Linked DNA regions of Homo sapiens: region 2 is linked to region 1. Evidence: chromatin loops called from intact Hi-C (ENCODE). Cell type or tissue: heart left ventricle. All regions are shown on one strand. Links, peaks and the distances in the headings refer to the core of each region. The heading gives the core; the rest is flanking DNA.

Evidence for each region. A loop is a pair of places that touch in the nucleus more often than their neighbours do. Peaks named below come from ENCODE experiments on the same cell type or tissue, not always from the same donor. Only the 100,000 strongest peaks of a DNase experiment are listed, where the experiment ranks them.
Region 2: it touches region 1 in a loop (4-fold over the local background); 15 of 110 quality-filtered maps call a loop at or near these places.

Annotation. Positions count from the first base shown.
Region 1 is chr2:3,649,520-3,652,422 of GRCh38, forward strand. It overlaps a transcript of ALLC not described here. Among named protein-coding and RNA genes, the nearest start is that of ALLC, 7.2 kb to the right of the region's middle. RefSeq lists enhancers at 2,032-2,311, 2,422-2,903, 2,422-2,661. In heart left ventricle, for the core only: a CTCF peak has its summit at 1,647 (motif pointing left); DNase peaks (open chromatin) are centred at 852, 1,662, 2,312, 2,692 and 1 weaker place; H3K4me3 peaks cover 802 bases; H3K27ac peaks cover 771 bases.
Region 2 is chr2:3,535,862-3,538,764 of GRCh38, forward strand. It overlaps a transcript of RNASEH1 not described here. Among named protein-coding and RNA genes, the nearest start is that of ADI1, 18 kb to the left of the region's middle. RefSeq lists enhancers at 31-1,230, 138-432. In heart left ventricle, for the core only: CTCF peaks have their summits at 258 (motif pointing right) and 1,062; DNase peaks (open chromatin) are centred at 590 and 1,047; H3K4me3 peaks cover 1,193 bases; H3K27ac peaks cover 1,487 bases.

The sequences.
Region 1 (2,903 bases), core at 224-2,723:
CGTGAGCCACCGCGCCCGGCCCCCAAACACTTCTAATATTAAATACTGAAGTAAATGTGGTTTACACATACATTTAAGAAAGATTAATAGAAATAAGATCCATGTTACCCAGTGATTCTGGTTCAGGGGTGCGGGTGGCCCACGCCTGACCTGGCAGCTCAGGGTGCAGGGTGGGCTCCAGCCCTGGAGAGGACGCTGTCCCATCGCAGGGCAACACACCCGCACTCACACAGGGACCGGGCAGACACACCAGGGACTCACGTGCACACGTGTGGACGCGGGAGGAAACCAGAGTGCCCAGAGACAACCCACGCAGACATGGGGAGAACAAACAGACGCCACAGACAGCGGCCCCAGCTGGGATTCAGTGTTTTTCCTCATCAGTGTTACAACGAAGCAAGGTTGGATGAAACAATTCGAGGACTTGCTGCCCGTAGCTTCCCCAGCTACAGCTGTTCAGCAGCGTCTAAGACGTTTTCCAAATTTGTTCTGTGAGGAACTGGACGTGATGCATTAGTGCCCTGGAAGGCACGGAGCCGTCATCTGTGGGTCTTCACCCCTTTCTCCCCTCTTATGTCTGATTCTTGCAGAAAACAAGAGCCGTTCGGCACTGGCTGCACAGTGCCCTCAATTGGAAGGGAAGAGGGCAGCGCTGGCTGAGAGGGCAGAGGAAGCCGGGACACCTCCTGGAGGAGGGAACACTCTCTGGGTTCTGGGGTTTAGGGAATTAGATAGCAAAGCCCTGTTCCAGGTTCCTGCAGGAGCTCCCACTGCTCCTCCTGGGGGCCGGAGTGGCATCCACAGGGCTCTCGGGGCAGCCAGGATTCCCTGTCTGTGGCCGGCCACCGGGCTGATGGCCCCTGAGTTGACCCAGGCAGCCTGCCTTGCCAGGACTGATGCTGAGCGCTGTTTGCTGGCTACTGAGTGAGAGAAACAGCGCACCACGGTGACTGTCAGGTGGAAGCCTGGTGAGGCCTGGGCAAGCGGGCAGCTGCAGCTCCAGCCCCAGCAGCACCTTGAAGCCCCTCGGCCCGGTGAACATGTGGGCCCTGGCAGCCACCTGCCCCATAGTTCTGTGGGGGTCAGCAGTGCGTGCACCTCCCTTCCAGATGCTCTGCTCCTGGGGCGTCTCGCACTTGTCTGGGGCTCAGTTTACTCCCATACAGGCGAGGAGCTTGGGTACAAACACCTCTGCCTCCACACTACCCCTCCCATGTGGGTACCCACTGTCACGCAGTCCCCACCCTGCAGACCCTCCACCAGGCTTCATGGAGGGGAGTCTGTGTTAATAGCAGGCACAGTGAAGGCGCACGGGGCCTTTCTTTGTACCTGGTTAATTCAGCAGTGTAGGATTATGCTTGCTTTAAAGCAAACGTGAGGGGCTATAAACACTGGGCCTGAAGTCAGAACCATTACCCTGATTTTATTCCCATAACTTCCGAGGAGGAGACCTATTGTGTAGACTGCAGAATCTGATCTGCAAAGTAGGAGGGAAACGGTTTGGTTAAGGAGAGAGCCGGGATTTATTAGGTGCTGCATTGAGGCATGACCGGAGAGCTGGCACGCGTGTATTTCTCAGAGCCCTCTGAAGCGTGGGCTGAGATGGATGAGCGCAGACACACAGCCTGGGGCTGCCCGGCGGTGGCGGCGGATCCGTGGCTCCATACTGCCATCTAGTGGGAAAAGAGGACGAGGACGGCGGCGCCCACACAGGCGCGGGGAGGTTTGCAGAGCCACGGAGGGCGCTCAGGCCGCCGATGCTTGCGGGAATTCTTTTTGGGTGGGTGGGTGGGTGGGGGGGGTGTGTGTGTGTGTGTGTGTGTGTGTGTGTGTGTGTGTGTGTGTGTGTGTGTGTGTGTGTGTGTGTGTGTGTGTGTGTGTGTGTGTGTGTGTGTGTGTGTGTGTGTGTGTGTGTGTGTGTGTTAGGAAGGGAGACGAGTTAAAGGCGTAGAAAGGACAAAGAGCAGGCGGGAGCAGGAGGCAGAGGCCGAGGTGTCAGACTCTTCAGAAAGCACCCGGCCTCGCTCCGCGTGAGTTCTCATCCTCAGTGGCACCCACGTTGTGTCCCTGCGGTGACAGCAGCCACGTAGACCTGACGACCGAAAGAGCAGTCAGGAGAAAGAAAGGTCACTTTGGCCGTTGATGGCAAAGACGAACTCTGGATGGAGGCTGGGCCAACCCCATGCGGAGCTCCATCGGCCGGGGAGGCGGGAAACATGCCCGGCGTTTCTTCAGGGGCAGGACGAGATCCCTGACAGATGTCGCGTGGCTCTCAATCGTCCTTATTCGCGGGCAGCTATTCATCCGGATGCTCCTCCCTTAGGCCTGAAACTGCTCTCGCGCTCTGCCCACGCCGTAGAAGGCAACTCAAGGTCACTGCATGGAAACCGTGCCCTTCGCTTCCCCTGTGGGCCCATCAGGGTCTGTGGCCGGTGAGGGCTGAGGTCACCAGACGCAACCCGGCTCAGCTCAGCAGTTCGGAACCAAGAACCACACGTTTCTTAGTTGCAAGCAGGAAAATCGCAGTCGGGCTAATTTAAGCACAAAGGGAATTTGTTGAAAGCGTTTTGGGAGCTCGCAGGAATTCTGGGAGGCCCGGAGCCCCGCCTCGGTGCGTGTGGAAGGGAACAAAGCCCATGGATTGTGCCGCCCACCACGACCTGCAAGGGCCCCTCGGCTGCCAGCAGCAGGTGCGGGTGGTTGCTAGGCTGCCCGCTGTTGCTATGGAAGCGGCTGTGCTGCTGTGTTTGCATTTCACTAGCTTCCTGTGCAGAGCCTGGGGGCCGGTCTGTCTGGTACCTAGAGCTCGGGGCCATTTTGTGGGCCTGCACAGGTTGTGCACTGCACAAATCCAGAGCCACTATTCATAGAGCTACAATCCGCACAATTCTACATGGAAGCTT
Region 2 (2,903 bases), core at 113-2,612, 110 kb before region 1:
AGTGGAGGTTAGGGCTGATCAGACTAGAGATGTGTTGAAAATGGAACCAAAAGCCTGTGCTGGCAAACTGAACAGGGTAGGACACACAGCGGGGTCCAGGCGTGAGCACTGTCGGTCCCGGCCACGAGAGAGCCAGCACCAGGTCCTGTACTGACCACAGACACGTCACTGCCCCAAGACAGGGCGGTCGTGTGCTGCTCAGATGGTTAAAACAGAAAAAGAACATTGCCAGCAGAGGGAGGGCCCAGAGACTAGAGCAGGATCTCTCTGCCTCTTACTTTACACATTAGAGAAAGGAAAGGACTTGTGGAAAAATACTAATTTCATTGCACTCACAGAGTAGAGAATTTTAAAAGAATGACGTGTGTGGCTTTATCTGGTGAGTCACATGTCATACAGGGAAGAACGGTCGGCCTAGAGTCAGAGGAGCTGACTCGGCTGCAGTTTCCTCCCTGTAAAATAAAACAAATGGGCCTTGACAAAGACCTTCCCGGACCAAGCTTGCGTCCACCGCTCCGAGTCCCCTCCCCTCTGGGACCAAGCTTGAGTCCACCCCTCCGAGTCCCCTCGTGGACCAGGCTCTGACCTTGGGCTCTGTCCTGGGCTGGCTCCGTTTGAGCAAATCCTGCTGAGCCTGCTTGGGGAAACCCACCCTGACTCCTGACGTTTCCACTTAGGAATTTCTGTCCACAGGCCCCACCCCTGCTCCGGGGCTGTCAGCTCCCACCCATCCCTGTACTCGGATTTGAGCCCCATCTCTCTCCTTTTCTGCAAAACCTCACTGGAGTGGGCCCTTGAATAATGCCTCTTCACACCCTTAACAAGAATTTCCTTTTTTTCTTTACCAAGCATCCCAACCTACCATTTCAGCCTGCTCAGGCTGCTGGGACAAAATACCACAGGCTCGGGGGCTTGAAACAACAGAAATCTATTTTCTCCCAGTTCTGGAGGCTGCAAGTCTCAGGTCAAGGTTCCCGCTGGTTCCGTTTCTGCAGAGGCTCCTTCCTGGCTCGCAGAGGCTGGTGCGTGGTCTGTCCCGGGAGAGTGCCCCTGCAGGCAGGAGGGAGCACGAGCACTCTGGGGTCTCTCCTTATAGGGACACCCATCCCATCGGGTCAGGGCCTCCCCACCCTTATAACCTTAACCCCAGTACCTCCTTAGAGGCCCCTCTCCAAATGGCCACGCCAGGGATTAGGGGTTTGACATGAATTTTGGGGGATCCATTCAGTTCCTAAATGTGATCCCCATCAATTTTCTTCTGGGTTTCAAAATGTTAGGTTAAAGCATGTTGTCTACCTAAAAGGAGCACACTACATATTATACGAATCTCAGATACACACACTGTGCCATGTCACAGAGTTTCACAGAGCAGATGGGAGCTGCAAAGACTGGGGTGGGATCTGAACACCTCAGCTAAGCATGTGTCCACCTGGCCACTGGGGTTTCTGCTGGTCAGAGTCCCACAGCACCGATGCCCTTTACCTGCCCTCTTTGAAGGCAGACCTTTCGAATATTTTTTATCAAATATTTATTAACAGGTATTACAACATGATTCAAAGATCAAGGTAACATATAAAAAGGCTAGGCACAGTGGCTCATGGCTCTAACCCCAGCGTGTTGGGAGGCCGAGGCTGGAGAATTGCTTGAGCCCAGAAGTTGAAGACCCGCCTGGACAACGTAGTGAGACCCCAGCTCTAACAAAAATAAAAATTAGCTGGGAATGGTGGCACACACTTGTAGTCCCAGCTACTCAGGAGGCTGAGGCTGGAGTATCACTTGAGCTCAGGAGGTGGAGGCTGCAGTAAGCTTTGACAGCGCCACTGTACTCCAGCCTAGGTGACAGAGCAAGACCGTGTCTCAAAAGAAAAAAAAAAAGATGAAAGAAAATCTTTTTGGCTGGGCACGGTGGCTCATGCCTGTAATCCCAGCACTTTGGCAGGCCAAGGCAGGCAGATCACCTGAGGTCAGGAGTTCGCGACCAGCTTGATCAACATGGAGAAACCCCATCTCTACTAAAAATACAAAATTAGCTGGGCATGGTGGTGCATGCCTGTAATCCCAGCTACTCGGGAGGCTGAGGCAGGAGAATTGCTTGAACCCAGGAGGCGGAGGTTGCGGTCAGTTGAGATCGCACCATTGCACTCCAGCCTGGCCAACAAGAGCGAAACTGTCTTAAAACAATTTTTTTTTTTAAGATAGCATACAGGCTGGGCACAGTGGCTCACACCTGTAATCCCAGCACTTTGGGAGGCCGAGGCGGGTGGATCACATGAGGTCGGGAGTCGGAGACCAGCCTGGCCAACATGGTGAAACCCTGCCTCTACTAAAAATACAAAAAAAGTAGCCGGGCGTGGTGTTGGGCACCTTGTAGTCCCAGCTACTCCGGAGGCTGAGGCAAGAGAATTGTTTGAACCCAGGACGCAGAGGTTGCAGTGAGCCGAGATGGCACCACTGCACTCCAGCCTGAGCAACAAGAGCAAAACTCCATCTCAAAAAAATATATATAATATATATATATAAAAGATAAAAAGATAGCATACAAAGACGCACACCCCAGCAAGTCTCATTACCGCCCTGTTCCCACCCACAGCATCCTCTCCCCATTCCCAGTGTAATAGAGTAATACTTCACTGTTTGTGAATTTTTATTTATCCTCTTTGACACAAAAGGCAGCCTGCTGTAACATGAATCAGGTACTTTCCTTTTTCCACTTAACAGTGCCCAGAGCACCTTCTGGTCTGTGGGTACTTATGGGGTCTGTCACTCTAACGCTGTTTATTCCACGGCCGCTTCAGGTCCCAGTATAGTTTCCAGTTCTCTGATATTAAAAACCTGGTCATCTTTTATTTTTATGTGTGCAAGGTGTATCTACAGCATACAATCTGCAGAGTGGGGACTGGTGG